2 separate regions of the Homo sapiens genome follow, and region 2 is linked to region 1. Evidence: chromatin loops called from intact Hi-C (ENCODE). Cell type or tissue: HepG2. All regions are shown on one strand. Each heading gives the region's core, and the rest is flanking DNA. Links, peaks and the distances in the headings are about the cores only.

Region 1 (5,384 bases), core at 59-5,058:
TATCAAGTTTCTACCCATGAAGAATAGTATTTCCAAATACTGACACCTTTTTCTGTTATTTATTTAAAAACAAACAAAAAACAAAACAACAACAACAACAAAAAACCAACCTCTTCTGATTACAGGAGAAATGTGCTCATTTTAAGAAATGCACACATTACTGAAACGGGTCATATAGAAAGTTGAAGTTCTGTGTAATACAACTTTTTGAGGTAATAATGGTGGAAGTTTGGTGAAACACTTAAATTTTACAGTTTTATAATCTACAAAGCCATAATGTATAGAACTCTGGATATTCACAGTATATATTTCTAAAGGTTGAATTCCTTATATGCCAACTTCTGTGAAACTACACTTATTTTCACTCTAGAGACTTAACCTTGAATCGTGAAATCTGCTCACGGAGGGCTTTTTCCACTCCCGGCACAGGCTAGGCATCTGTCTTATAATTTGGCCTTTTATCACTTCACTAAGGACTTCTTCCACAGTCTTTGTGAGAGCTGATTTTTTTTTTTTTTTTTTGAGACGGAGCCTTGCTCTGTCGCCCGGGCTGGAGTGCAGTGGCGCGATCTCAGCTCACTGCAAGCTCCGCCTCCCGGGTTCACGCCATTCTCCGGCCTCATCCTCTCCGAGTAGCTGGGACTACAGGCGCCCACCACCAAGCCCCGCTAATTTTTTGTATTTTCAGTAGAGACGGGGTTTCACCGTGTTCTCCATCTCCTGACCTCGTGATCCGCGCGCCTCAGCCTCCCAAAGTGCTGGGATTACAAGCGTGAGCCACCGCCCCCGGCCTGATTTTTTTAAAATTTTTTTTATTTTACTGATTTGATGGAGTCATTGTTGGGATCAATAAAATAATGCGATAATTTCTTCAGAAACCATTGTCATCTTTAGATGTCCTTGGTGTTGGACAGTCTTGGGCTTTGTATTGCAGGTTATTATTATTTTTTATTTAGCTGGCGGTTATTCAGAGCCAAGTCTGGTGAATATTTTGAATCATGTTGGTTCCCTTCCAGATATGGTCAAAGATGAGGTGATATCTACTAGGCATTGAGACTGTTTGTCTTGAATGTCTTGTTAACTAACTCTCTAGATAATTCCAGTGGAAATACTAATGTTTAGCAGTGACAGTATCAATTGGAATATTGCCTATCTTGACAATTTTTTTAGACCAGTGTTTTGGAAGTCTTAAATTTGTAGCTCATTTATTGAAAAATCAATCTACTTGTTTTACTTCATTGTCATTGCTTTGACACTTATAAAGTAATTATTAAATGTAAGGTGAATGTTACTACTATGCATGGATTGTTTAGCAAATCTCCTGTTCAAGGAGCAGATTTTTAGTCCTGTTGAGCCTGCCCTTCAGGAAGAAATGAAGTGAGTGGGGCAGTGTTTTTGTGTTTTTCGGGAGGGCTTTCCTTTTACTCAGGTCTGCTAAAAGAATGCAAATCGCTTCAAAACAGTCATCATTCTCCCTTTCTTTGTGGCCTTATGTGTTGGTCTTAATCTCCTCCTTTCTGTCTTTTTGTTTTTGTTTTTTTCCTCAGTAAAGAGAGTCAGGAGCCTGCCCTTTCCTCCCTTTCTCTCACCTCACCTCCAGGGTGGCCTGAGAATTGAGGAAGAACCTTAAATTCTGCTCTTTGTTAAGAGCTCTGATAACTGGAACTGTTGGAATATTGCTAAAATGGGTTTTGGAGATGTTCCCTACTCTCCCTGCCTGCCATTTCCACAGATTACTGAGGATTGGCTCTGTTGCCAAATGAGGCTGATATTGAGCCTCAAATTTTGACCCATTTTTCATCAAGTTTGTCTTAATATAGAAGTTGCAAGATTTAGTAGTGCAGCAATTATTGTTCTTATAGAAAAAGTCAACTGCATGTTTGCTGAATTCCATCTCTTGGGCTGAAGACAAAAGAGTTTGTGCACAATATTCGCAGTCCATAGTGTTGTAAGCAGGAATGTCTGCAGCAGCCAGAGAGTTCAGGGCAATGTTTTTTGACCTGAAACAGTTACCTACCTAGCAAATGTAATACAAAGCCTAAGTATTACTTTCTATGGAATGTGGGGTGTTTCATAACTAAACAAATCAGTGATGCTGGAATAATATGCTTTAAAAAAACCTTACAAATCTATATTTGAGTGAATGAAATGAATGTTAGAAAGTTTACAATTTTTATGGAAAGCTGGTAATTTTAGGTTGTTGGGTGGAGGAAAAGGAGGGCAACACACTTTGCTAAGTTACTTGAAGTTCCTGCCAGTACTGCTGCCTTCTCCCAAATGATTAAAAAGTCGAAAGCAACTTTGTGGCAATTTAACAATGATGGCAAATACACAGAAATGCAGGGAGATCTTTCATTTAGGCTGTCAAAGATCAGTGGGAATTAAGGCACCTTTGCATTTACATATATAATATGAAGCACCTTTTGTTTTATATTTCACAAATTCTAATGGACATTTTATTTATAATGAAACATGAATACTACTGCCAGGATATTCTAATGAAAATGATCAGCTCATTTTCAAAACCTTAAAATAATGAACATAGAAATAATTTCTAGTGTCTAGTTCTGTAATCTTACATTAAAATAGTTTCTTGGACCTCCAATCAGCCACAATACTGAAATGACAATGCCAGAATAGATAACAGAGATGCAAAATGATTTCCAGTTAATGACATTTTATCTTATTAACGTAAGTATTAACATTTTAATCTACCAGAGGAAAGAAGACTCAAATATTAAAAGAAGAATTCTCTGGAGCAGTTTACAAACATTTTGGGAAAACAAGGATGAAGCACAGGGACTGGGAAAAGATTTCAGTGTTTCTCTTGTTCACATGACAGAGTAGCAGTCAAAATACACCCCTGTGATTTGTCGCATCTGTTAGAAATGCTGCAGTAGCTAAAGGGACGTTCCCTGGCTTTGGTGAAGAAATAAGTAAACAAGCCAGTGTAAAGAGAAAACCCTGGTTAGTGATCAGAGGCCACATTCTCCAACCCCTGCAAGTTCTAGCTTCGTGTAATGCCAGAAAGAGAGAGGTCAAAAGTCTGAGAGAACTTTTGTTATGAAAAGTGTTTGTTTGTATTTTTAAAATTTTGGATAACATAATCCAGTGCTTTGGGTACAAAGGTTTGAGCAATCGGCACCATTTTAATAATGCATTTAGTAGTCGCAATGCATTAACACTTAAAGAGATAGAGTCTAAAATGCAGTTCATGTACACATTTCACAGTCTGCCTGATATTTATTAAGACACACCTTCTTTTCCCTAGATACCTTTTCTCACTATTTCTGTCTTAGGTGGTTACTCATCTCTCCTCACTCTTACATGTAGTGTTTTAAAATTTCATATATATGCCCAGAGGACTCTTGGCATTTAAACAAGTTTCTCTACATTAAAAACAAAAAGTCTGTTTCTGAGTTATAGAAGTTATTTAGCTCCTCTGACACATAATGCTACATCAGCTTCAGGACAATCAAATATAGCTGCTTTTAGAGACAGCAGAACTAAAGCAGGAGCCGGTCTGTGCATTTTTGCATGACTCACTGAGATGTATTGAAGGTCTGAGTCTCATGCAGAATTTAACCCTCTCTTTCCTGAGACTGATGATGTTTTCATATAATCTACACTTCCTCTTTCAAATGGTGAAGGCAGACAAGACCCCCAACATTGGGAGCTGCTTTTGATTTGAAAGAATGTAAGTGATAGAGGACTCAGGCTTATGTATCTTCTTTTGGCTCAAGTGTGCATTTCTCAAAAAGAAGGTCTATAAGGAAAGAGGCAGCAATGATCAGTTTGTTAACATGTCAATATTGTGCTCCTATGCTACCTTCAGGTTTCTCTTTTCATTGCAAAACTGGCCAAGTTTTTTTATTTTAGTAGAGACGGGGTTTTACCACCTTGCCCAGGCTGGTCTCGAACTCCTGAGCTCATGTAGTCCACCCACCTGGGCCTCCTGAAGTGCTAGGATTACAGGCATGAGCCACCGCGCCTGGCCACTCTTTCTTTTAAAATTTAAAGATAAAAATATTTTATTTAAGGCCAGGATCATATGCCATTTTAGAGGGGACAAAAACTGAAGATGCTATAGGGAGAAAATCTGTTGAAATACTATTTGAATAAGATGAATATATTTAAAGCTAGAAGGCCAGTTACTTGCATTTTAGGGTAGTAAAGAAATTGACCAAGTTTATCAAAACACCATTGGCTATCCATCTTGAAAACGCAAAGAGTATTACAAAAGTGCATAAAACTGACAAAGAGCCCAAGGCGGATCAATACTTTTAGAAAATGGAGAATTATGCTTTAGAAAGCCACAGACCTGAAGTTTTGCTACTCTTCTTTCAAAAACTGTTTTCCAGAAATCAGTCTTAAAACACTAAGAACAAAATGAAATCAAGCAAGGCAGAACCAGCCCCAATTAAAAATTTGACTTTCAGAAGAGTAAAAATTTTGTTTCACCTAACTTTATTTTTTTGAAACGGAGTTTTGCAACCTCCGTCTCCTGGGTTCAAGCAATTCTCCTGCCTCAGCCTCCCGAGTAGCTGGGATTACAGGCATGCACCACCACCCCGGCTAATTTTGTATTTTTTTAGTAGAGACAGGGTTTCTCCATGTTGGTCAGGCTGGTCTCGAACTCCCGACCTCAGGTGATCCACCCACCTCGGCCTCCCAAAGTGCTGACATTGCAGACGTGAGCCACCGCACCCCGCCTGTTTTACCTAACCTTCACATGGACAATGCACTCAAGCTGGTACAAAATTCAAAAGGTATAGAAGGGTGCATGTAGTGAAAAGGGAACCTATCCATTCCCCACCTCATGGATAACAATGACAGCCTCATTTTAAGTACATTTAGAACAAATAAATGAAAGGAAATCAATAAATGTTATTTATTTTGTCTGAACAAGACTTTTTTAATTCCATTCTGTGCAAAATATTAATTAAAATTGGAACAGTATGTTCTCCATCCCTGTTTTTCAAACTGTTGGTTGCAGCATGATTAGGGAGTCATATACAGACTTTTGTGGATTTCATGTTAAAAAAAAAAATCAATTGTTATAAGAGAACACACTGTTTTGTAAAAAAAAAAAATCTTTTTTGTTGTGCATATGTATTTACACACATATATCCATGTGTACTCGGTCTCAATATCAAAATATTTCTTACAGTTACTTATGGTCAAACTGTTTGAAATACTTGTATTTAATTTTTCTGGTGTGGCTTTTCAGACACTCTGGAAAGCAGAACTAAGAAATGATTTCTGGGGTATATCTAGGAAATGTCACCTCAGTTATAGCCCAGAAACAACTGTGGCCACAATTATGAAGACAGTGTTTACACTAAGACCATGGATGGAACCAGGCTTCTGGATTCAGTAGCCTC
Region 2 (5,384 bases), core at 88-5,087, 66 kb after region 1:
TTAACACTTCTCAGTGTGCTGAGAATGCCTGAGTTGGAGGTAGTTTGAGAAAGTGGAGCAAAGCAAAACTAAATAACTCGTTTGGAGGTTAAACCTTCACCCTTGACCTAAACAAACTGAGTTAACGAACCAAAGATTACATTATGGAGACTACAAACCCCTGCTTCTACAAGTTTATAATCTAAAAGATAAACTGTCTGATGTCAATGTACGTCTAAACTACTCAGTAAACATACCCAGTAAACGACAAACATGTCCGTGTTCACAGTTGCAACGTAATAGTGATGTAGAAGCTAGGAGTACAGTGGAAATAGCGATTGTCTGTTAGATCAGGAAGTACAGAACATGAAAGGCCACTGTGGACAGAATGGATCATCGTAGGAATAAGGTCACATGAGGCAGGACTTTGAAGATGGTTGAGTAGAGACGAGGAAGCTGACTCACATCTCTCTCAGCCACTCCAAGCTTACTCCTTAGTCAAGTGCTGTTTAGCCCTCTGCCTACAAGAATGCAGCCTCCCTGATCTGTTGCCCAGGAATCAGTATTTGTTTTTCACTGCCTTCTTTCTAAATGTCAATTCCATCCCAAAGATGGGATCCTTAGAAGTATTGAACCTATATTGGCCTGTCTCTGCATAGTGTAACTTAATTGGGCTACTTCTAACCATGCTTTTCTCTATTTTGTTTATTTGGTATTCTTTGAGGACATTATATGTGCCAGACACTTTGCTAGGCCTTAGGTATATAGTGACGAGCAAAAGAAATAGTAATTAAGCTGATACATTTGTAGTGAATCAGAAAATTAGCAATTCTAGAAAAGCAGACAAATAATTAGCAAAGAAATCAAGGAAAAGGATAAGGTAGTAGGATAGAAAATAGCTGAGAGTGCAGTCGGGAGCTACTCAGTAGGTGATCAGGTTTGTTGTTTGTTTTTTGTTTGTTTGTTTGTTTTTTGAGGCAGGGTCTCACTCTGCCACCCAGGCTGGAGTGCAGTGGCATGATCACAGCTTTCTGCAGCCTCAACCTCCCAGACTCAGGTGATCCTCCCACCTCAGCCTCCCGCATGCCACCACACTCAGCAAATTTTTTGTATTTTTTGTAGAGATGAAGTTTCACCGTGTTGCCCAGGATGGTCTCAAACTCCTGGGCTCAAACGATCCTCCTGCCTCGGCCTCCCAAAGTGCTGGGATTACAGGTGCGAACAACTGTGCCCGGCCAGGTCATTTCTTTATTTCATCCCTTTTCTCATATATTCCAAGTCTCTTGCTCAAGCTGTTTAACCACTCCCTTGTGGACTTTTTCTAAAGCCCCATATCTAGGCTGTTTGTCTACAGAATTGATGATACTTTTAAACTCCTTTTAGTTAAAACCCAAGTATTTGTTCAAACCCTGTTGTGTTTTTGGCTCTGTGCCAGACATGGTGGTGTTTACCATGTAGTTCTAAGGCCCTGTAAGATCCCTAGAAGGATCTTAATTCATTTTCTATCCTTCACTTGCTGTGATTTTTATCTCCCATGCCCATGTAACATGGGGTCCAGAGTTGAGATGAGTGTCTTTCTTGTTCCTTACTGCCACTTCCAGACCATTTATCTTGCAATTAAAAATTCCATTTCCTTTTAATTTTAAGCCATTGCACTATTCTACCTACTACTGTTCTGGACACATTTTGTACAGCTTCCTGTTGATTCTGACCATCATTCATAGAAGCTTTTGAGCGCTGGTTTGACACCTCTTCTTCCCATGGCTGTCTGTCATTCTTGGAAACTCCAGCTCTCAGGTAGAAAATTTATCCAGCTTTGGTTCTCTTAGTTCCTTGAGCACTTTCCTTCCAACAATCTTTCTTTCACTCTATCTCAGCCACCCACTCAGGCCATTCTCAACCAGACTTGGCCATTATAAGTAGCTGTACCACCTGTGAAACCTCATCTTTAAGCACTGTCTTTGACAATTCCTGTCTTTTCAACTCACTTACTCCATACCTGCATCAGAAAAACTGAACATGACAGAAGGAAAAACCAGCAATACTACTCCTGACTGGCTTATTAAATTGATGACCATAAGGCTCAAGGGGCCCCAAATTTTCTAGTAATCTTAGCTGGTCACTTCTCTGGGAAGGACTCATTCATAGTTTCTCCTCCTCTCTCAAACCTTCAGTATCCCTTCCACCTTCTCAGTGGATGACCTCACTCCCTGTTTCCCTGAGAAAATAAAAATCATCAAAACAAAAAATCTACTAACCTTTTACACACACTTTCTTACCATATCCTTTTTCCTTTCACCTACTGAAGTTACATTTTCTTTCTGGCATCATCACTTTGTTCTTCTCTCTAGTGAATTATTACAATCAGGATACAGAGTGTTAAAATTATATACATAGCCCGTTAAAATCTTTTAAAAATCCCTTCTTATCTTCCCCAACACCCCCGCCCACTCCCCACTGACCAGCCCTCCTCCAGCAAGTTTCTTTCTTGGCTCTGCAAGCACACACTTATCGTGAAGCTCCTAGAGAGAACATTTATTGTCTCTTTGTTGCCTCCATTTCCTCCCCTCCCATTTTCCCTCTTGAAGTCATGCCAATCAGTTCTCTCATGACTCAACTACTACGCAATCCACAGCGGATCCATCCCTCCTTCCTGAAGCACTTTCATCACTGGTGGCTGCTTATCACACCCTCACATGTCCTGACTTCTAAATAGTGGAATGCGGGCCTCATTTTGTTTTTAATCTCTTCTCCACCTACACTCATATCCTAGGTCATCTCACCTTTCCCATGGTTGTTTTGTTTTGTTTTGTTTTGTTTGAGATGGAGTCTCGCTCTGTCACCCAGGCTGGAGTGCAGTGGCGCGATCTCGGCTCACTGCAACCTCCACCTCCTGGGTTCAAGCGATTCTCCTGACTCAGCCTCCTGAGTAGCTGGGATTACAGGCGCATGCCACCATGCCCAGCTAATTTTTGTATTTTTAGTAGAGACGGGGTTTCACCATGTTGGCCGGGATGGTCTCGATCTCTTGACCTCATGATCCACCTGCCTCGGCCTCCCAAAATGCTGGGATTACAGGCATGAGCCACCGCGCCTGGTCCTTGGTCCATGGTTTTAAATACACCAATGATGCCTATAAACTGATGAGTCCTACATTTAAATCTCTAGCCAAAGCTCTCAACCGATTTCTAGATTATTCCTGTGCTTCCACAGCTTCTAGTGCCACTGGTATGTCTGATGCCATCTTACATTTAAGGTCAAAAGATTCCTGAAGCCCCCACACAACTCAAACCCAACTTCTCCCCCATTGTTTTCCATCTCAGTCAAAGTAGCATCCTTCCCTCTCTTCCCCACCCACCCCACAATTTACCTAGTTCCCTGGCCCCAGTTTCTCTCAGTGCCCACATGAGCAAGACCAGTTGCCTTTATCTTCAAAATATATCCTGAACCTACAGTATTACCACCCTAGTCCAAGCAACCTGCAACCATTCCTCTCTGGATTCTTGTAATTGCTTCCTACCTGGCATCTCTGCTTCCATTCTTGCCCCTGCCCGCCCCATACTCTTTACATGGATTTTTTAAATAGATAAATCAGACTGTGCCACTTCCCTTCCCAGAGCCCTGCGGTGGTTTCTCATCATGAAAATAAATAGCTCTCCTGACCCAGGCCTTGCTTAGCTTTCTGACTTCCTTTTCTACTGCTGGAGACAGTTAGAGGTGAGCACCCTGTAGAGAGGTGGGCCCTCTATTAGGTGGAGGGGAGGGGAGGAAAGGGAGGAAGGGAGGGAAGAAAGCGAGAAAACACCAACAACTCAAAGAAGAATCACCACATAAACAACTGTGCCCACCAGGAACATGCATCTTGCCTGCTATTATCTAATAGTTGAGATGTGAAGTGGACTGGCAAATTTGTGGGTTCTGGTTATGGAGAACTGACCTAGGTTGATATTCATTCTGCCAGAGCCACTGGAATTTGTAGTTTCTGAAAAGACTTGTGTTATTTGGCAAAACCAGAATTGGGCATCATTTATCTTCATGTACTTAGCCAAAGCCCTAGAAAAACTTTTTTGATTCTTAAGAAAATGATCTAAACCCAATAATCCTTGCTTCGTTTATTTTTAACGACAGGCCCATTCTGTAGAGTTTTTCTGTATGAACTTACCCGACCTCCTGTAAAAAGAAAGATCTACCTTGGATATAGAAATTTATTTATTATCTGTTTCATTCTGTTCTTTTCTGAGAACAGCAAGTTTTCCACGTAGTTCTGTATACATAATCCTTTTTTTAAAGGATTGCAGGCACATTTTATTGTGAATTTGGCCATGGTTTAATGATGTATAATGTTGGATTTCTTCATATCTTAAATATTAAAAAAGCTTATACAGAAGTAAAGGGAAAGGGGAAGAAGGAGAAAAGTAGAAGAAGAGAATGACTAATGCTTTGGTTTAACAAATAACATTGTGAAATAAACCATTGATATTTTGTAAGGTAAAAATCTTTCAAATCTACTCATTATTATAATAATAAGTAATAAAATACTCATCTCACAGGCAGTTCAAAGGAACCCCATTGACTAAACTTGGTAATTAATTGGTAAGCTTTAATGGACAATATAATAAATATTTTTCTTGTAAAAGCTTGACCTAGTACAATTTTTGGTGAAACAGTTTGCTTTTACAGAATAATAAAACTACAAAGACATTTTGAGAATTAAGTCAGCTGCATGATGTGATCATTAAGCTATTTGCTATAAAATGTACATTCAAATTATTAGAAGTTCAAAAGAATTGATGACACATTAGAAATGTATTTTCTGTTTTTCATATGAAACATAAAAGCTCTAGAAGTTATGGGCATAAGTGAAGTATGCATGTTTCCTTCTCTCCCTTCTTAAAAAATCCATAATTGTTCTCTGTTTAAGCATAGAAAAATGCCATGTGACTTTTATTTCTCCAGAAAATTAGGAATAACCTGTGGGCATTTAAGGTTATACTAGAACATGCATAATGAGTGAATTCCTATTAATTCCATGTTATATTGAGGAAAAATGCTTCAAATATACGTAACTTCCACCAGAGTAGTTAGCTTTTTCTTAGCTATATTTGGAACTTTGATTACTACTCTTAATCTCTTTCAAAGTTTAATTTTATTAAATTGCTCAAAGGTAGAGACAAAAGGTTATGGTGTTTTTCTTTTTTCTTTCAGCAAATGAAGAAAATACAAATTTGCTACATGCCTATGGGAATTAAGCAGTATCATAGCACTGGTTGGTCTAGTTTTAAAACTTCAGGACTGCCGGGCGCGGTGGTTCACGCCTGTAATCCCAGCACTTTGGGAGGCCAAGGTGGGCGGATGACGGGGTCAGGAGATCAAGACCATCCTGGCTAACACGGTGAAACCCCGTC

Evidence for each region. Peaks named below come from ENCODE experiments on the same cell type or tissue, not always from the same donor. Only the 100,000 strongest peaks of a DNase experiment are listed, where the experiment ranks them.
Region 2: a loop joins it to region 1, with 18 times the contacts of the local background. A loop is called at or near these places in 1 of 110 quality-filtered maps.

The regions. Positions count from the first base shown.
Region 1 is chr5:54,006,138-54,011,521 of GRCh38, reverse strand. The region is part of intron 4 of ARL15 (ARF like GTPase 15); the gene reads left to right. Among named protein-coding and RNA genes, the nearest start is that of MIR581, 57 kb to the right of the region's middle. In HepG2, for the core only: no CTCF peak of the experiment used is centred there; DNase peaks (open chromatin) are centred at 1,961 and 2,921; H3K4me3 peaks cover 225 bases.
Region 2 is chr5:53,940,161-53,945,544 of GRCh38, reverse strand. All of the region lies in intron 4 of ARL15 (ARF like GTPase 15), which reads left to right. Among named protein-coding and RNA genes, the nearest start is that of MIR581, 8.7 kb to the left of the region's middle. In HepG2, for the core only: no CTCF peak of the experiment used is centred there; a DNase peak (open chromatin) is centred at 354.